Linked DNA regions of Homo sapiens: region 2 is linked to region 1. Evidence: chromatin loops called from intact Hi-C (ENCODE). Cell type or tissue: MCF 10A. All regions are shown on one strand. Each heading gives the region's core, and the rest is flanking DNA. Links, peaks and the distances in the headings are about the cores only.

Region 1 (10,392 bases), core at 1,175-9,174:
CATCAGTGCTTTAGTTATGGGGTAAGTGCCTGAACTAAGAATCCTGGAGGTCATGGAGCCTGGGAATCTGACCTCTAGCATCCCACCAGCCCTCTGGCAGCCCATCCCACTGTCCTCTTAAAGTGCCTCCCTTCCCTGCAATGCACCACCTGCAATTCTATAACTCGTCAAAAGCTCTGTGGTCCCAGATAAGTCCGAATCTCTCTGGTCCACCCTGTTCTTACTGTAGCATGACAAGTTAGACCAGATGACCTCTAAGGGGTCCATCTGGCTTTAAAAGTCTTTGACAAGTTTCCTATGGTCTCCTTGGGAGAAGTACTTTGTGTTCAAGGTTCTGTCTTCTTCTTATCCAAAAAGGAGGAATGTGGGTTTTCAGGACTTTAGAATACCCTCAGAGAAGGTCCAGCTCTCCTCTCATGCACACATACCCCTGTTCTACCTCTCCATTTGCATATAATAGCTGAGATTAATTTAGTACCAACTATGGGCTAGGCGCTATTCTAAGCACTTTTAAAAGTGCTTTTATAAATTAGGTATACTATAAATTGCATTTTATAGTTGAGGAAACTGAGGCACAGAGGAGTTATGTACTCCAAGCTAGCAAGTGGTGGAGATGGTCTGGTTCCAGGACCTGCACTTCTACCCAACTTCTGCTCTTCACTTCCTTCCCACACTTCACTGAAGCTCAGAGAGTGAAGGGGACTTGCCCAAAGTCACACAGCAATTTACACAATGATCTCTGATCATTAAGCCATTGGAAGAGCCAGATTAAGGGCAAATAGAAGCCAAAGGTTAAAATGTCTTGGCCTCTCCCATTCTACATCCTCCCTCCACCCCCTGTTCCCATGGGCTATTTACTAAAAGCAGAGAGGCCTAGGGTGCGGTCTCATGGGGAAGTGCCAAGGCCAGGCGGGCCCTGCGGTGGTCAGCCCTCCTCTGAATGAAGCCTGGCTTCTTCGTCTACCCTCCCAGGCAGCAGCAGCACAATCAGTGGGGTGGAAGTGCCCAGGGTGGAAATGGGAGCAGGGCTGGAGCAGGAAAATAGAAAGAAAACAGGGCAGTGGCCAGGATTAGGGCAAAAGGATAGGGTGGAGGGGGAAAGACATGACCAATATGTTTTAAATGTCCACTGTGCGTGCCTAACACAGTGCTAAGCACTTTCCCTTACATCCTGAGATGAAGGTCCCATTATTACCCCATTTACGCAGGAGGAAACTGAGGCTCAGAAGGTTGAGTTATCCTGTGTGTCTACTGTGAAACGTGTCCTCTTTCCACTGAAGAAAGGGAAGGAATGACAGCAGAGTAGGAGAGGAAGGAGGAAAGAGGAAGAGAGCCAGATTCGGGAGAAAGGAGAAGAAAGTGAGTATGGGGCCTTGGCGCTCTGCCCCAGCAAGGGCAATGGGCCCAGAGTCATCCTCATCTCCCAGAAGGCTCACTGGGGAAATGTTTATGAGAAACCTCAACATTCAGAAGGGGCATGACCTTCCAGCTGGCTGTCCCGTGACTGCTGCTGGCTATAAACAGCCTGCTTATTAACCCCAGGAACCTGGCTCCTCTGCCACTTAAGGGATCGCCTGGAATGGGTGGGTTTGGAGAGCAGGAGGGTGCCTCGCCAAGAATTTGCAGACCAGGAGGAGTGGCTGCTAGGAACTAGATGATTTGTAGAGAGCTGGGCCAAAGGGGGCCCCCTCTGCTCCCACCCCTTGCAGAGTTGCTCAAGACGACATAGTGAGTTAATGTGCCCTAAAAGCCCTTAACCCAGACTTGACCACTTTAAGGGAATTACAAAGCTTGACTCATCTCATTATTTTCCCTAATGACCCATGTCATTAAAGCACTGTGGTGACATCAAATGAATTAATGGTCATAAAGGCATTTGGTAAACTGAACACCCCTGCATACCTGAGACCTTGTTTCTAGTCCAGTCCCCACCCCTATTGATCACTTAGGACAAACTCACATAGTGAGACAAACACAGAGTCACCCACCACAAGCTTACTGCCACTTACCTCCTTAGGTCGCTCAGCCACACTAAGTCCCAGCTGTGAAAGAAAGACCTTGGAGGTTATAATAGTACTGACCTACTGGGGTTGCTGAAAGGATTAACCGAGATACTTCCTATGAAGTTAGCACAGTGCCTGCACCTTTGTGTGCTCAGTCAGTGTTAGCCACATCCATGCTGTGGGTCCCATGAGAAATTCTATAAACTCCACCACCGCCACCACCACAGTAATGCTCTTAAAAATGACCTCAAATTGGAAGTTTTTTGAATGGAGAACAAGAGAGGAGGCAGGTATTTGCTGGAGCTGGACTGGGAAGAAGTAGATTTCATACACAGCTTGAAGGACTGGAAAGAGAACACTGAGAATATCACTGTGGAATTTCTGGGAAAGGAAGGGAATGTCTAAATACAAGAAATTGATGAAATGCTTTTGGATGTTTACAACTCAAAAAAGAACAGAAAGTCTCCATCTCATTCAAGGGCAGTGGTGGGACATGGCGACTTTTCAAGGACACAGGAGCTAGTGGCTGTAAGTGAAAGGTGTTGACAACCAGCTGAGCTCACAGGACTCATCCTGCTGGCTGCTGTCTCTGCAGCGTTGCTGAGTGCAGTGGATCCTTTTTCCACCTTGCATTCCAGAAACTTCTCCCAGTGTTCCCAGTAACAGTGTCCTACCTAGAGTCTAGGAATGTATTCCTGTCTATTCCATTGCTTCCTCTTCCCATTGAATCTTTCTTTTTAAAAATATTTTGAGAATTTTTATTCACATAAGTAACAGATGATTACATTTTTCTTATAAAATTAAAACCTGACAACTATGCTAAAACCCCATTTAACCCCTTCTGCTCTTCATGTTTGTCCCAACTCCTCCCCTTTATCACAATTAGCATGGATTTAGCTTTCCAGAATTTTCTCTATGCCTACACATACATCATTTAAAATATATATGTGACAGGATTGTTTGGCTTTTCTTCTTTTTTCATAAGTAATGTTTTATACATTATTATTGCACTACATGTTGTTTTTCTCATCCACTGTATGTTCTGAAGATCTGTCCATGTCAATACCTTTGATCTACTTAATTGGTAACTATTGCACAATGTGGATGTTTAATGGTTTATTTGCCTGCTCCTCCCTGACCCAGGCTTTCACCAAGACAGACAATGCTGCTGTGAACTTTCATACGCTCTCTTGTGCACGTGTGATTTTGTTTCTCTGGGATAGAAACCTGGCTGTGGAATTGCAGGTTATCAGGGTCTAACATGCCTTGCTGAATCTTAAGTGTAGGTTTTTCCCTGGCCAGCTCCCTTGGTCATTTCTTCTTCTTTTTATTTATTTTTTATTTTTTTGAGACAGAGTCTCGTTCTGTCACCCAGGTTGGAATGCAATGGCGCAATCTTGGCTCACTGTCTCTTGGGTTCAAGTGATTCTCCTGCCTCAGCCTCCTGAGTAGGTGGGATTACAGACACCTGCCACTACACCCAGCTAATTTTTGTATTTTTAGTAGAGACGGGGTTTCACCACGTTGATCAGGCTGGTCTTGAACTCCTGACCTCAGGTGATCCACCGCCTCGGCCTCCTAAAGTGCTGGGATTACAGGTGTGAGCCACTGCACCCAGCCTTCTTCTTTTTTTAAATTTTATTTTATTCTATATAGAGAGGGTCTTACTATGTTGACCAGGCTGGTCTTGAACTCCTGGCCTCAAGCAGCCCTCCCATCTTGGCCTCCCAAAGTGCTAGGATTACAGGCGTGAGACACCACACCCGGCCCTGGGTTTCTTCTGATTCTCAGGTACTATGTCTAAATCACCAGCTTCCTGTTTCTAACTCTCCTCTAAACATCTCCACTCAAAGGTCCCTGTGGTCCTTCCAGCTCATAAAAGAAAAGTGAACTCGCCTCTCCCTTCTGTCCAGCCCCTCTCCTGGTGTACACACTCACATTCTCCTGGTTGCCCAAACATGAAAATCTTAATCACAATTCTTTCCTCTTTCCCCAGCATCTAATAAGATCTTGTGGATTTTATCTCTGTAATGTCTTCTGGTTCTCATTCCTTCGCTAGTTATCTTTGGCCAGGACTATTTTAACAAGCCCCTAACTAGTCTCCTTGTTCTCTTAGGCAATGCACCAAATTAATCCTCATAAAGCACACATGATGTCATTATCTTCAGTTGGTTTCACCTGAATACAAAATACAGCGGGATCTCCTTGCCTTGCTACTCACAGTCTTCACCACTCTGACTCAGTTTTCTTTCTCTAGTTTTGATCTCTTCAGATTCCTCCTTTTTCACACCCCAGGCACGCTGATCCCCTTGCCATTCCCAGACGTGCCTGTATTTCTTGCCTCTAAGGCTTCGTTTCTGTGTTTCCTCTCTTAGAAGTCTCTCTCCCAGCCCTGCCTGTTGAAAGTCTACCAACCCTTGTAGGGCCTCCTGAATTCACATTAAGGACGCGCGTTCCAGTGTTGTGCCACGGTAGCTGGTTTCTTAACCTCTCTGACCATCAGTTTTCTTCTCTGTAAAAAAGGGTAGGATACCTTCCAGGTCTATGGGGATTTGTTTGTTGGTTTGTTTGTTGGTTGGTTGGTTTGTTTTTAAGAGACAGGGCCCTGCTATGTTGCCCAGGCTGGTTGCAAACTCCTGGGCTTAAGCAATCCTCTTGTTTTGGCCTCCCAAAGTGCTGGGATTACAGGCATAAACCACGGTGCCTGGCCTGTGGGGAAGTTTTAATGAGATTATGCAGGTAAAGCACTTAGCACAGTGCCATGCACAGAGTAAAGGCTAAATACACCTTACCTCTTATTGTCAGCATACCCCTTCCATAAAACTGTGCCCAGCCTCACTATCGAAGTGAATTTCCTACCTTCCTGGGCTCTCCTGTCTGTTACAGTGGGCACTTGGTTATTTAGGTGTGTCTGTCCTCACACCTGATAATGACCCCCTGAGGGGCAGGGATTGTCTTCTTTATTTCTGCATGCCTCATAGTGTCCCCAGCACAGCACCTGGACTTGAACTGAATGTAGGCAGAATGTTGTACTGCTGTCAATTTATTTGGAAATACAGAAGAGCGCCTGATAATGAAATCATCAGCTTTGCCTCCAAAAAATGAGGCTAATACTAATGCTACTACCTGCTCACAAGGTTGGGGTAAGCTTATGTATGTGAGATAACTTTCTAAATCGTTTTTTTTTTTTTTTTTTTTTTTTGAGAGAGAGGGTTTTGCTCTGTCACCCAGGCTGGAGTGCAGTAGTGTGATTATAGCTTTGTGTAACCTCAAACTCCTAGGCTTGAGCTGTCCTCCTGCCTCACCCTCCCAAAGCGCTGGGATTACAGGCATGAGCCACTGCACCCAGCCTCTTTTTCTTTATCCTAAATCTTAGCCTGTCTTCCCATGGTTGCCTGCTTCCCCCTTGTGGTTAAAATTCCAATCATGTATTAAAATCAGTCAATAGAAATAATCTAGCTGATAGAGGTTTATCTCAGCATTGTTTATATTACTGAAAAATCAAATACAAACCAGGCCCCCACATAGGAGTTTGGCTAGATTATGGTACAGCTACACAGGGGAATATTATTGAGCCATTTGAATATAATGAAATAGATGTCTATGATGTACTGCTAAGCAAAAATATATAAACGTATATACTACACTCCATTTTTCTAAATATCTATACAAATGTGAAAGGATAATACACTAAATGTTAATAGTGTTCAAGGGAAATTCAGTTGATATGAGTTTTTAACAATGAGCATGTATTGCTATTAAAGAAATTTAACTCCTTTAGTTTTGAGAGAACCTATCAATCAAACAAGAAACCCATTAGTTAACCGTTATGCCAGGCCCATCTGAATTGACAGGCAGCATCGACCATCATTTATCTGCTCCTTGTGCCTGCTCTCTGCAGAGGGTCTTGTATGGGGAGAAGGTGGAGTATACAGAGGATAAAGGATCCCGGGCTGGAGTTCTAGGAGCATCTGAGAAGTGGGATGATGGGGGCTATGTATCCACTGCTCTTGGCCAGGCTGATTTTCATCCTGAATTTGACCCTTTGTCCTAGCCCCAATCAGACTCGCAGCCTAAACAAAACCCTAGAACCATCACAGGCCTAACTGGAGACCTGAAGGGTAAAAACCGGCCTCTGCCATCCATGGCTCACAGTTGAGACTAGGAGAAGGACAAGAGTGTGACGAGCACAGATGTGGTAGCTGTTGAAGACTAGGGGCACTGTTGGAGCTCATAGAAAGCATGTCTTGGGTCAGGGGGTAAGGAATGTTCTTGGAGGAGTTGACAAGTAAGTTGGATATACATTCGTTCAGTGTCTACTCAGCCTTTCTCAAAGATTTAGCAACCAAGGGTCACTTTGTGGACATCCAGTGCATATACAGACTATACATTTTAAGTTTCTAATTAATCATAACTTAAAATTTAAATTATAAAAAGGTACTTACATATCAGCGAAGGAGGTGATATTGTTTTCAAGCTTGAATCAGGATGTGTATATCTGGCTTAATGAAGGACAAATTACTTCCACTTCTAGTTGTTTTCTTTTCATTTTTTTCCCCACTATTTTAGAAAGGCTAAGCTCAAAACTGTAGGTCATCAGACACTGTGGAGAACAGTATGATGGTTCCTCAAAAAATCAGAATGACCATATGATCCAGCAATCCCACTTCTAGGTATATACCCAAAATAATGAAAAGCAATGATCCAGGCATGGTGGCTCACGCCTGTAATCCTAGCACCTTAGGAGGCCGAGGTGGGCAAATTGCCTGAGCTCAGGAGTTTGAGACCAGCCTAGGCAACATGACGAATCCCATCTCTATTAAAAATACAAAAAATTAGCCAGGCATGGTGGCACACGCCTGTAATCCCAGCTACTGGGGAGGCTGAGGCACGAGAATCACTTGAACCCAGGAGGCAGAGGTTGCCGTGAGCCGAGAATCACACCACTTTACTCCAGTCTGGGCAACAGAGAGAGACTCTGTGTCCAAAAAAAAAAAAAAAAGGCAAGGACTCAGATATTTGTACACTCATGTTCACAGCAACATTATTCCTAATAGCCAAGATGTGGGAACAACATGTTTATCAATGGATGAATGAACAAAATATGGTATATACATACAATGGAGTATCATTCAGCCTCAAAAAGGAATTAAATTTGGATACATGCTACAACATGAATAAACCTTGAAAACATTATGCTAATGAAATAAGCCAGTCACAAAAGGACAAATACTGCATGATTCCTCTTATATGAGGTACTGAGAATAGTCAAATTTATAGAGACAGAAAGTAGGATAGTTACCAGGGGTTGAGGGAGGGAGTAGTGGAGAGTTACTGGAGTGTAGGAAAATAAATCTGTATTAATCAGGGTTCTCCAGAGAAACAGAATTAATAGGATATATAAAAAAATTTCCTATAATGAATTGGTTCATGTGATTTGGAAGCTGAGAAGTCCCGGGAGAGCAATCTGAGTCTGAAGAACTAGGAGAGTCAATGATATCAATTCCAGTCATAGTCTGAGTCCGAGGGTAGGAGAAGACAAATGTTCCAGCTAGAAGAGTGTCAGGCAGAGAGAAGGATGAGGGCCACCCACACTGGGGAGGGCAGTCTGCCTTACTTAGTCCACTGATTCAAATTCAAATATTAGTCTCGTCCAGAAAATCCTCACAGATGCACCTAGAAATCGTGTTTAACCAAATATTTGGGCATGCTGTGACCCAGTCAAGTTGACGCATAAAACACAAAAGGCTTCTCAGTTTCTGTCTTAAAGCTAGCCAAATGCTGATGCCAAGGTCTACAATGCATGCAAAAACACAAGGAAAAGCAAACGCTAGAGTTAGTGGCACAACACATTCATGTTTTCAGTCTTCATCCCTTGGAGCCTGACCTGTTGGAGTTGGCTCCTTGCCTGGATTGAGGCTGCAGCTTGTACTAGCTGTGCTTCTGGGCAGTGGTTATACCCTGGAGCATTGCATCCAGGCTTCGAAGCTGAGGCAGTGTCCTGGTCCTGGGGTTTAGACTGAATCCATTGCCTGTCCCTCTTCTGAGTCTTCAGAATCCTCCAGAGTGGAAGAAGGACTGCAGTGGGTAACATCAAGCACATTTCTTGCTTGTGTCTTGCCTCCTTGCTGTGCCTTGTTCTGTAAGCAGACCCTGTGGGAGTAGGGAGCACAGGGGAACAGGTGAGCAGATGGCCAGCTGACCATTTGGTGTCAAATTCTCCCTCTTCATACACCACAACCTGACACAGCTTTTCTGCCTAGAATATCTGTTAACAACCTCCTCCAGTCCAAGAGGCTTTGAACCTTAGGGGTGGCAAAGTGTCCTCACCATACCCTAGCCCTGAGACCCTATGACTTTAAAGCTTATTAACTGCCTCCATTCCTACATCATCAGCAGAGGCTCAGGGCCCAGCTATTTCTGTGGACAGGTATTCACAATCCTAAAATTCTGACTGATATTGTTATCTTCAGGCTCGGACTTCATTCTTTTCTACCTATTTGAAGCACATACAGACCCTATTGGGACATCAGTATAAGCAATAAAAATCTCTCATTTTCAGACAGTTATCCTGAACCTCCCTCAATGTGTCGATCTCTTCTACTAATCCCCCCAAAGGCACCCAAGCCCCTGGGTGTTGGATCTAAAAATCACCACCACAGGATGTCTCTCTTCCTTGTTCCCAAGACTTCCAAGTGCATCCCCATATCCGAGGACTTCACTACCAATTTTTTCACCCACTACATTATCCCACAGGAGTCCAGGGCCCTATCTGGATTCTAGAAGAGGCTATTTCCTTGTTGATCTAGGAAGGTTTTTTGCTTTCTCTTCAATCCAGTGCTCCACTTCTCTCTCCTTCTCATTCGAGCCTAATACTCATCAACAGATACTGTTTGGTCTGGAAGATTATCTGGTCTTACACGCAAATCTGGAAGGAAGGAATACTGGCATTTGAGGCCTCAGCTCTCTCTCCATCCCTCCACAGCTAGCCTAATGGCAGAGTCCCTTGGATACCAGTGAGGCAGGAGAATAGGAAACCTAAGGCCATTTCACGCTGACTTCGTAGAACTACATTGAAAGGAAAACCCTAACTTTCCATGCCTAAGTAACAAAAGGACCAGAGGCTACTCTCTTTGCAAACTCCCACCTTTTCTGCATGGCAGATGGTTAATTGAAAGTACCTCTGGGCCAGGCGCAGTGGCTCACGCCTGTAATCCCAGCACTTTGGGAGGCTGAGGAGGGTGGATCACGAGGTCAAGAGATCGAGACCATCCTGGCCAACATGGTGAAACCCTGTCTCTACTAAAAATACAAAAAAATAGCCGGGCGTGGTGGCGGGCACCTGTACTCCCAGCTACTCGGGAGGCTGAGGCAGGAGAATGGCGTGAACCCGGGACGTGGAGCTTGCAGTGAGCCGAGATCGGGCCACTGCACGCCAGCCTGGGTGACAGAGAAAGACTCCGTCTCAAAAAGAAAAAAAAAGAAAAAGAAAAAGAAAATACCTCTGATTGGTTGCTTTTGGCAACCAGGCGTTTGCCTAAGAGTGTAACTTTGTAACTTCACTTCAGCCTCTGATTGGTTTCCGTCTGCAAACAATCAGACTGATTGGGGGCCACCACTTTATTTACATGGCGTGAACACCAAGTGGCCAATGGGAAACCTCCAGCGGGTATTTGGACCCAAGAAGATCCTGTATCCCGGCCCTTGAGTGGCTGCTTGGGCCTGCTCCCACTGTGGAGTGTACTCAATAAATCTCTGCTTTTGTTACTTCATTCTTTCCTTGCTTTGTTTGTGCATTTTGTCCAATTCTTTGTTCAAAATGCCAAGCACCTGGACACCCTCCACTGGTAACATATTTTGGTGAGCCAGCCAGGAGAAGGTAAGCCCAAAGTTTGGGATTTATTTTTCTCCTTTCCCTTTTTACATACAGGGAAATCTCTCTCTCTCTTTTCCTTTCCCACTCGGGACCCTTGGTGAGCAGCGTGTAAACATGGAGGTAAACTGCAGGTTTCTGGCCATGGCTGGTGAATACTAAGGGGTTTTCATGTGAAGAAGCCTAACCGCCACCACCTGGTTTGCCTAAGGGACCTGGGTCTTTTTCTTTTTTTTTTTCCTTTTCTTCTTTATTGGTCTTTTAGCAGCTGTTTCCTAGTAGCTCTTTGGAAATTGAGGGAAATTGGCTGGGATCAATCCCCAATATTGCCTGAAGACCATGGAGTGAATGGGGATAATTGCCCTGCCCAGAAGGGAGAAGGACTCTTTTTTAAATCTTTTCTGGGTGTGGTCCCTGATCCCTATGTGTGGCACAGCTCAGAGCAAACTCGCCTGTTTCAGGCAACTTAAACCTTTTCTTATGCGTAATTCTTCCGTTTCCCTAGTCAACTGGCTA
Region 2 (10,392 bases), core at 1,227-9,226, 310 kb before region 1:
CACGCTGGGCACTGCCTCTGGATCTGTCCATTCGCCTCGTCATGGTCTGCCTGACATGTGAGTAGAAAGGAGAGTGCAGTGTTCCTGCTGATCTTTTCTGAGGGCTATAAAGAATCAGCCAGATGGGCCGGATGCATTGGCTTACACCTGTAATCCTGGCACTTTGGGAGGCCGAGGCGGGTGGATCACCTGAGGTCAGGAGTTTCAGACAAGCCTGGCCAAAATGGTGAAACCCTGTCTCTACTAAAAATACAACAATTAACCAGGCGTGGTGGCACGTGCCTGTAATCCCAGCTACTCAAGAACCAAGGCAAGAGGATCACTTGAACATGTAGGGCAGAGGTTGCAGTGAGCCGAGATCGTGCCACTGCACTCCAGCCTGGGCAACAGAGCAAGATTCATCTCAAAAAAAAAAAAAAAAGAATCAGTCAGATGGTAGAGGGCAGTCATGACAATCAGCATTTACTGAGCACTTACTGTATTCCAGGGACCATTTTAAAGCTTTACAAGTATTCACTCATCTAAACAACCCCATTCTTACATGTACCTAATTAGACAGATTTGTTGGTGTTCAGCCTAAGGGATTGACACAGCTTATCAAACAATAACTGTAAGAACTTGCTGCGCACTCTGGCACATGCCTGTGATCCCAGCACTTTGAGAGGTCAAGGCAGGCGGATTGCTTGAGTTCAGGAGTTTTGAGACCAGCCTGGACAACATGGTGAAACCCCATCTCTATTAAAAAAAAAAAAAAAAAGAAAGAAAAGAAAATAGCCAGGCATGGGTGCCCCATGTTTGTAGTCCCAGCTACTTGGGAGGCTAGGGTGGGAAGATTGCTTGAGCCCAGGAGGCTGAGGCTGCAGTGAGCTGAGATTGAACCATTGCACTCCAGCCTGGGCAACAGAGTCAGACCCTGTCTCAAATATATTAATAAATAAATAAATAAATAAATAAATAAATCATAAGAACTGACATGTATTGAACACTTACTGTGTGCCAGGCACTGTGTTCAGCTCTTTCTAGTCTAGATTTCATAATATTTTATTCAGTCCTCACAACAATTATCATGAGGTAGAACTATGATAAACCCTACTTTATGAAAGAGAAAACTGAGGCAGTGAGTGATTAATAATTGGCCAGAAAGTGTCAGAGGTAGGATTTGAATTCAAGTCATGTAAGTCTAGAGCCAGTGCCCTTCACCTCCAGGGCAGACATTGAAAATGGGACTCTAATTTGGCAACAGGTGTTGTTTGAACCTCACAATGTTGTATAAAGTGGGCCAACATTTAAAATGTGGGCAATCTCCATACAAATGCAGATTTTTAAAATTTTTTGGTGGGGCTACTATAAAATGATTGGGCAAGGCTGGGATCACATTCCCCATCGGCAACAATCAGCTGGGGCTCCTTGACCCCTGGACGGTCCTGTGCTTGCCTATTGGCTGAGGTCATTCCCACTCCCTGGCTCACAGCAGCCCCCATGACCCGGAGTACCCCTTTCTGCAAGTATTCCACCAGAGGCCGAAGGAGATGGCTAGAGATTCCTGTGTAGAGTAGAGGTGGCCCAGCTGTCCCTAAGATGCCTTTTGATTGTAATTGCAAAAGTGTCTTCTTTTTAAGGCCAAATTGTATTCCACTGTACGTAGAAACCACATTTTCTTTATCCATTCATCTGTCCATGGAAATTTAGGAAATTCTTTTTTTTTTGCATAACAAAGTGTTACTTTTAGATAATTATCAGTACACCGAGTAATAACATGTAACGAGTTTTTGAATTCTACCATCTAGTAATTTTGATTCAGAGAAACTAAAAGCAGCCCAAACAGTTATGCTAGTATTCATTATTCTAACCATTAGCAGGAATGGACTAATTTAAGGGTGGCTGCTGCTTCACACAGATTACAAATAACCATTTACTACTTTTTCATGGTTAGAATCCTGACATTCAAGAAAGCACTACAGGGAAAAAAAAAATATTAATCTCTTTCTTCTTCAAAGAACTTTTTTTTACTAGAAAAAAGAAAGAAAAAGTCAACATTGATACACTGATACATATGTTACTTCAGCTAATAGGCATGGGAAAACATGACATATACCCATTAAATTTCTACGAAATACGATGTAAAAAGAAAATCTATAGATAAGTTCTAAGTCTGTACAAAGAAGCTAGATTTTATATTCTCTGAGATGTGAAGGGACCTGCTATATAATATACAGAAATCATTTAATGCCTTTTCATAAGAATATATCTCAAGCTGCATATTCCTCGAGGGCATCTAAAATGCCAATCTGTGGTACAGGCGCTTCTTTCTCCCACTCTTCTTCATTTATGCAGCAGTTTTCATGGATTTCTGTCCAGGTGTCACAGACAAAAGCCAAGAGACTAGCCAAGCCTTCACCCCCATTCTGCTGGAAGTAGTTCTGGAGGCTGGTCCTCTTCTTCTGACCCTCCTGTGCCACTTCAGTGCCAAGGCTGCTGTGAGATTCCAGGGCTGCAGCTTCCTTGGTCTTGAACTCTTTCTCCCTCTGCAGGCAGTGCTGTTCAGTTTCAGTTCAGCAGTTGAAGCCTCAGCTGCTTCCTTGGCCTGCTTCAGCCTCTATGTTTTTGCTCACACTTGGACACCTTCTCAGTGGCTGCATCTTGGCCTGCAGCAGCTGCTGGATCCCCTGAGACTGGCTGAAGTGGCTGTTGATTTTCACTTTTCTAGGCCAGCCCACAGCATTCATTCGACACTGATTTTCTTTTTTTGAAGTGATTAGTTCTCAATTTGACCTTGAATGCAGGAACTATCCAGTATCTTACATATTCCAGACAGATCAAGGAATTTGCCCCACAGTATAAAGATAACAATCCCTTAAGCCTACACTACACTTCTTCATGCATTGTCAATTAGCATGTATGAGTAAATAACTTGGAGTAATAGCAAAGATAACTTTTCTGAATGCTTTACATGAAAAATCTCATTGAAGACTTTTATGTCCTATGCAGAATGAATCACAATACCTAAAAGGATAGTAGCCTTCATCTCCATTTTGCAGCTGAGGAAACAAGCTGAGGAAGGGGTGGGACTTGGGCAAGGCCATACAAGAATGAACCAGACTCCTGCCTTCCAGACCTGTTCTGTTCTACCACACTCCTCCAAAGGAGGCCTGCTCAAGGCTCCTGGGATTTATTGGTGACCAGGAACATTTTTCATCAAATATAATAAAAAATGTAAAAGCCCAGGTCTGTAAAACGTCCTGCTAAAAAAATATAATTTCAAAATTTTTAGCTTTTCGTGTTTCTTTGTTAGGGGTTTTCTGACATGTGTATAAAACCTGGAGAAGACACTTCTTTAAAGACACCTCCCGGATTTTCTTCCAACTGAAGATCTCTTTGTATTATAAATAATTTCATATTCTAATTGTTTGCAAGTAAAAGGTTCTTATACTCATGTTAATTATTTATTAAAATTCTAGGCATTTTAAAAAATAATTTATTTATTTATATTATTTATATTTATTATATTTTTATATATATAAAATATTTATTATATATAAAAATATATTTTATAAATAAATATTTATAAATAATTATTATATTTTTATTTATTATTTATTTTTATTATAGATAAAATATATAAAATATATTTTATTTATATATAAAATAAATAATAAATTTGTATTATTTATTTATATTATTTATATTATTTTTTATTTATTAAAATGCTAGGCATTTTAGAAGACTTCTAAAAAATTTGTACATTGATACAAATTTTGATAGTACAAACATTGACAGTTTGTACATTGATATATTCCAAACAGCTTGAATGGTTCCCAGCACTGTTATTTAGTGTTATTTATTAAGTAAGAGCTTAAGTTTTGTTGGATATGTAAGGATCCAAAATGCACCTCGGTAGCATAAAGATTATTTTAAGCTAAAAATGCCTGAACAAAAAGAAGCTGCAGAAAGAAACTTTGTCTAATCTTCTTTTGCTGATGTAAGCGGGACCTCCTGACAAATATAGCTGCCATAAATCCCTTCTCTGGGAAGTTTAGAGCCAGAAAAGAGACTTAGCATTATCATGGGAATTACTAACTGTTTAACAAATTTTATCTGAAACTGTCATATCTTCCATTTGTTCTTCCATAAAAGCCCTTTCTCCTCCCTCCTTTTCCCCTTATTAAGGGGGTATCTTTGGCTGTTCTGGAAGCCAATTCTTCTCAAGGCTCTGGAGCTTATATATACACTTTGTCTTTTCTCTTGTTAATCTTACCTATTGTCAGTTGAATTCACAAGCACCCAACCACTGACCCTAAGTTGGTAGGGGAAAAGTTTTTGAATGAATACATTTCCTCCCAACAATATGAATGAACAATATGAATGAATACAATTAGACAGAGACTCACCAAATTTTGTTATTGTTGTTTTGAGATGGGGTCTCACTATGTTACCCAGGGTGTCCTTGAACTCCTGGATCCTCCTGCCTCAGCCTCCCGAATAGCTGGGGCTACAGAAATGTGCCACTATGCCTGGCTGAATTTTTAATATGTAACTTCTAGGGAATATGATTAGGGATATTGGAGGACTTTTAACTTTTCTTTCTGTAATTGAATTTCTGAGAAACAATTAGTTCATTTTTTAAGAAGAGGATTTTTTTTTTTTTTTTAATGAGATAGGACCTCACTTTGTCACCCAGGCTGGAGTGCAGTGGCGTGATCTTGGCTCACTGCAACCTCCACCTCCCAGGTTCAAGTGATTCTCCTGCCTCAGCCTCCTGAGTAGCTGAGATTATAGGCACCCACTACCACACCCGGCTGATTTTTGTATTTTTAGTAGAGATGGGATTTCACTATGTTGGACAGGCTGGTCTTGAACTCCCAACCTTCAGTGATCCACCCATCTAGGCCTCCCAAAGTGCTGGGATTACAAGTGTGAGCCACTGTGCCTGGCCAAGAAGAGGACTTTAAGAACAAACTTTCAAAGCTTGGCTAAGCCTGGAATGCTCCATCTCTCCACTATCCTCTCCCTGCAGGCCTCCTGGCCATCCTCATCCCCCGCCTGGACCTGGTCATCTCCCTGGTGGGCTCCGTGAGTGGCACCGCCCTGGCCCTCATCATCCCACCGCTCCTGGAGGTCACCACGTTCTACTCAGAGGGCATGAGCCCCCTCACCATCTTCAAGGACGCCCTGATCAGCATCCTGGGCTTCGTGGGCTTTGTGGTGGGGACCTACCAGGCCCTGGACGAGCTGCTCAAGTCAGAAGACTCTCACCCCTTTTCCAACTCCACCACTTTTGTTCGGTGAGCCTGGCACTGCTCCTTGCCTACCAGCACCCGACTTTTAATTATATGGATCTCTTTTTTTTTTTTTTTTTTTTTTTGAGACGGAGTTTCTGTCTTGTTGCCCAGACTGGAGTACAATGATGCGATCTCAGCTCACCACAACTTCGGCCTCCTGGGTTCAAGCGATTCTCCTGCCTCAGCCTCCCGAGTAGTTGGGATTAGAGGCATAGTCCAGCACGCCTGGCTAATTTTGTATTTTTAGTAGAGACGGGGTTTCTCCATGTTGGTCAGGCTGGTCTTGAACTCCCGACCTCAGGTGATCCACCCACCCCGGCCTCCCAAAATGCTGGGATCACAGGCGTGAGCCACCTCGCCTGGCCAGATCTCTTTTATATGCATTATCTTTATGTCACTGCTTTGCCTTTTCTCTGGGCCAAGTCATGGTGAAACAAGAAAGCTACAAGCTCTAAATGGTAATTTTTTACATTTTTGTTTTGTTTATTACTTCTTCTTTTCATACCTCTGGCATTCCACTACATTGTGAGCTTTCCCTTGGAAGGCTCTGGACTCTATCCAAGCTTATGATAATTCACACAATGAATTTCATACCTAGCGTGGAGCTATGCAAGAAGCAGCCACCAGAGGGCCCCAAGTGGCAGCAACTGGCCAAAGGAGATGCAGCCAGCTAAGACTGTCCACACTTTGGCAGACAACCGGTTTTCCCTTTTCTGGGTCTGTTCAAAAAGCAAACATTAAGGGTGGGCACATAATCCACAAGCCAGAAAGTTGTGCACGGCTCCAGTGTTGAGATGGGTAGGGCCAAGATGACCAGTGTGAAAACTCTCAGATAGAAAGGAGCCATGCATATTAAATGAGGGGCAACAAACATTTCAAACGATTAGATAACATTTTCTCCCAACTCAAAGATCCCAACAATGAATAGGAGGCATGGAAGTAGATGTGCCAATGGGGAGGGATGAGGAGTGAACATGAATATTATTTGAATAGACTTTACCTCTTAATTCTTGCAACATGCATTCTTGATTACCTACTGTGTGCCAAACAAGATTTTGTAGAATATTGCAAAAATGACCATAAATTCCTCGTGATAATGTGACTTTGCACCTGCTCCTATGAAAAGATGAAGTCTGTATCTGTATCCCTTAAATTTTTTTGCTTGTTTGTCGGTTTTGTTTTGTGTTTTGTTTTTTTGAGATGAAGTCTCGCTCTGTTGCCCAGGCTGGAGTGCAATGGCACAATCTCGGCTCACTGCAACCTCCACCTCCTGGGTTCAAGCGATTCTTCTGCCTCAGCCTCCCAAGTAGCTAGGATTACAAGTGCCTGCCACTATGCCTGGCTAATTTTTGTTTTTCGTAGAGATGGGGTTTTACCATGTTGGCCAGGCTGGTCTCAAACTCCTGACCTCAGGTGATCCACTTGCCTCGGCCTCCCAAAGTGCTGAGATTACAAGTGTGAGCCACCACGCCCAGCCTCTCCCCTTTAAATTTGATCTTGGCCTTGTAACTTGCTTTGGCCAATGGGACATTAGTAAATGTGATGCAGTCAGAGGTTTGGTAATAACCTATGCATCAGGACTTACATCACTTGCTGCTCTATGGAGTTGAGACCACCAAGTAAAGCATCCTGGGCTAGCCTACCGGAGGATCAGAGACCATGTGGAACATAAATGAATCATCCCAGTTGAGCCCTGTCCGCAGATCAACCAGCCTACCAACTTCCAGACACGAGTAAAGCCATCCTAGACTATATCCAACCCCAGTCAGGCTGACACAGACCATAAGAATTGTACAGATAATCCACAGAACTGTGATAAATAATAAAGATGTTTGTAATTTTAATACATAAAGAGTGGGAAGTTTTATGCAGCAAAAGATAACTGATAAATCATTCTAAAGAGGATACACTGATTAATGAGAAAAGAATCCCTGCTCTCAAGCAGCCAGTCTGCTGTCCATTGGGGAAGAGTTAACAGGTAATCAACTAAGTAAATACCATCTAATGTCCATCTAAGGGCAAAGGACACTACCTGCTCTAGAGCACCAAAGAAGACTTTCCACAGGTGGTATCATTTGAGCTGGGCTTTGAGTAGAACCTGAATCTTCTACGACTGAGCCTGAACCTTCTTCCATTCTGTCCTGCTGCCTGGACATTACAGCACCTATGCTTGTGTCTGATCTTGGCTGGCAGCCAGAGGCAAGCCAACCTGAGACATCACCTCCATCCTTCTGGTGGTGACTGCTCTCTCCCCTCCCCTCAGAATTACTAAAATTGAGAAAACGCACCTAGATAAATAAATAGATGTTGAAGATCTATAGTCCCAAAAGGTGGGGAGAGGAGAGTTTCTCATCAAACTCTCCGTGGTTTACGGGAATGAGCTATGCCTGTTTCAGCCTCGGTGTTAAGAGAACATTTGAAAAAGCCCTGTCCTGCTTATTTTCATCCTTCGTCTTCCCTGTGCCCCCCAATTCCCACGTCCCGGTCTGCTCTTTCTGTATGTTACTTTCTATCTGCTGGACTTCCAGAAGATACTTCACCAGCACAAGTCCACTCAGATGGAGGAAAGGCTGGTGGTCCACACCCAGATCCCATAGCCTACAGAGTCCCTGTTGGGCAACAGGACACTCATAGCTCGTGCAGGGGTCCACAGTCCACTTTGCCAGAGAATGGGTTGTCATTTCCACCCTGAGCTCTCTGTTTCATCAGCAAACCCAAAGGACTTCCAATGATCCATCCTGAGTGTTGGCAATGTGATCATCCTCTCTGGAAACATTTCTCTCCCACCCTGCTCCACTATCAATCACCGCACCCATCCTTGAAGTTTAAAGTTATCTTCTCTGTTATTAAGAAAAGTTTACACTCATTCTCTAAAGATAAGCCCCTACTGTGTAAGAGGATAGGGTTAATTTTATTACTCAGACAAATCTGGCTGAAGTTAAACCTTGGAAAGAAAAACTAAATTTAGCAACATTGATATAACCAACAAAACTAAGCTAGGGAGACTCATTAGTAATCATTGGCAACACTAAAGACTACTACATGTTAGCTTTATGTCTGAGTGGTGGTGATATTAAAATTTCTTAAGTGGTTTGGAACTGATTTTTTTAGTACACACATATGCATACACACGACTTTCTTCCCCCCATTTAACTTACTATTTATTTAACTTCTGGAACTTGCTAGTGAGTCAAGGAACATAGAAAACCCTTCCTCCTTTCCTTCATTGAGTGCTTACTAAGGATTTTACATGAGATCATCTCATTTAATCCTTACAATGACCTGTGATGTTTACACTGTCATTGTCTCCATTTTCAGATAAGGAAACAGACTCAGAGACATTAAATAACTTGTTAAAGATCAAACACGTAGTGAAGGATGGATCCAGGATGCAAACATTTGTGCATCAAAGCTCCTCACTGCATTGTAGGGCCCAAGGGAGGCCACTGAATGGTGGTTATCAAAATGTAAAATAGGGAGGAGGTAGAGCAAGATGGTAGAAAGCTCCACTGATCTGTCCTGTCCCCCAACCCCTGCTGCAAGGACACCAATTTAACAATTATGTACACCTTCATAAGAACCAAAAAACGTGGGCACTCACAGTACCTGGTTTTAACTTCGTATGGCTGAAAGAGGCACTAAAGAGGTAAAAGAAAAAACAGTCTTGAATCAACTGCGCAGCGCCACCCCTCCCCCACCCCCAGCAGGGGCCCATGGTGCCCAGAGTATCTCTGGGCTCTGGGGAAGGGAGAACCCAGTAATTGTGATGCATTGACTAGGTGCTGCCCTTGTTATAGCAGAAAGGAAAACCAGACCAAACTCAGCTGACACCCGCCCACAGAGGGAGCATTTAAACCAGCCCTAGCCAGAGGGGAATCACTGATCCCAGAGATCAGAACTCTAGTTCCCACAGGCCTCACCACCATGGGCTAAAGTGCTCTGGGGCTTTAAATAAACTTGAAAGGCAGTCTAGGCCACAAGGACTACAACTCCTAGGAGACTCCTAGTACTGAATTGGACCCAGAGACAGTGGACTGGGGGAGCAGGAGACATACTGAGACACCAGTTGGGGTGACTAAGGGAGTGCTTGGCATCACCCCTTTCCTAACCCCAAGAAGCACAGCTTGTGGCTCCAGAATAGACCCCTTCCTTTTGCTTGAGGTGAGGAGAAGGAATAGTGGGGAGGACTTTATCTTACATCTTAGATACCAACTCAGCCACAGAAGAATAGGGCATGGGTCAGAGTCATGATGCTGCCTTTCCAGACCTTAGCTTCTGGGCATTTCTAGACATACCCTGGGCCAGAAGGGAACCCACTGTCTTGAAGGAAAGGACCCAGTCCTGGCAGCATTCATCACCTGCTCACTGAAGAGCCCTTGGGCCCTGAATAAACACCAGTGATACCCAGATACTACATCAAGGGCCTTGGGTGAGACTCTGAGACCTGCTGACTTTAGTTACCAGCTCAGCCACAGGGGTAGAGCACCAAGTAGGCTCTTGGGGTCCCCAATTCCAGGACTTGGCTCTTGGATGGCATTTCTGGACCTGTCCTGGGCCAGAGGGTAGCCCACTGCCTTGAAGGGTGAGTCCCAGGCCAGGCAGCATGCACCAAAAGCTGACTGAAGAGCCCTCAGGACTTAAGGGAACATTGGCAGTAGTCTAGCATTACTCCCTGTGGGCCTGAGGTGGCAGTGGCCATAGGGTGAGGCTGCCCTACCTTTGGAAAGGGGAGGGAAGAGTGAAAAGGACTGTGTCTTGTGGTTCGAGTGCCAGCTCAGCCACAGTACAATACGGCACCAGGTAGACTTCTTAGGTTTTTGATTCTAGTCCCTGGCTGTCAAGACAGATGGCACCTCTGGACCTGCATACAGCCTGGGGGAACTCTCCACATTAAAGGGAAAAATACAGACCCGAATGGCTTGCCACTTACTGATTATAGAGCCCCAGAGCCTTGAGCAAACACACGCAGTAGCCAAGGAGTGGTTACAGGAGGCCTCTAGCAAGACCCAGTGCTATGCTGGCTTCAGGTCTGACCCAGTGCAGTCATAGTGATGGTGGTCACAAGGGTGCTTGTATCACTCCACCCCCAGCTTCATGTGGCTCAGAACAAAGA

The links. A loop is a pair of places that touch in the nucleus more often than their neighbours do. Peaks named below come from ENCODE experiments on the same cell type or tissue, not always from the same donor. Only the 100,000 strongest peaks of a DNase experiment are listed, where the experiment ranks them.
Region 2: it touches region 1 in a loop (8-fold over the local background); 7 of 110 quality-filtered maps call a loop at or near these places.

What each region holds. Positions count from the first base shown.
Region 1 is chr5:150,997,428-151,007,819 of GRCh38, reverse strand. No RefSeq gene overlaps it. Among named protein-coding and RNA genes, the nearest start is that of GPX3, 18 kb to the left of the region's middle. In MCF 10A, for the core only: a CTCF peak has its summit at 5,405 (motif pointing left); a DNase peak (open chromatin) is centred at 5,399.
Region 2 is chr5:151,311,711-151,322,102 of GRCh38, reverse strand. SLC36A2 (solute carrier family 36 member 2) reads left to right here. Exons shown (of 10, transcript NM_181776.3): 9 at 1-57; 10 at 5,015-7,131. The coding sequence ends at 5,286. It also overlaps the pseudogene ATP6V1G1P5. Among named protein-coding and RNA genes, the nearest start is that of SLC36A3, 13 kb to the right of the region's middle. In MCF 10A, for the core only: a CTCF peak has its summit at 5,918 (motif pointing right); a DNase peak (open chromatin) is centred at 5,902.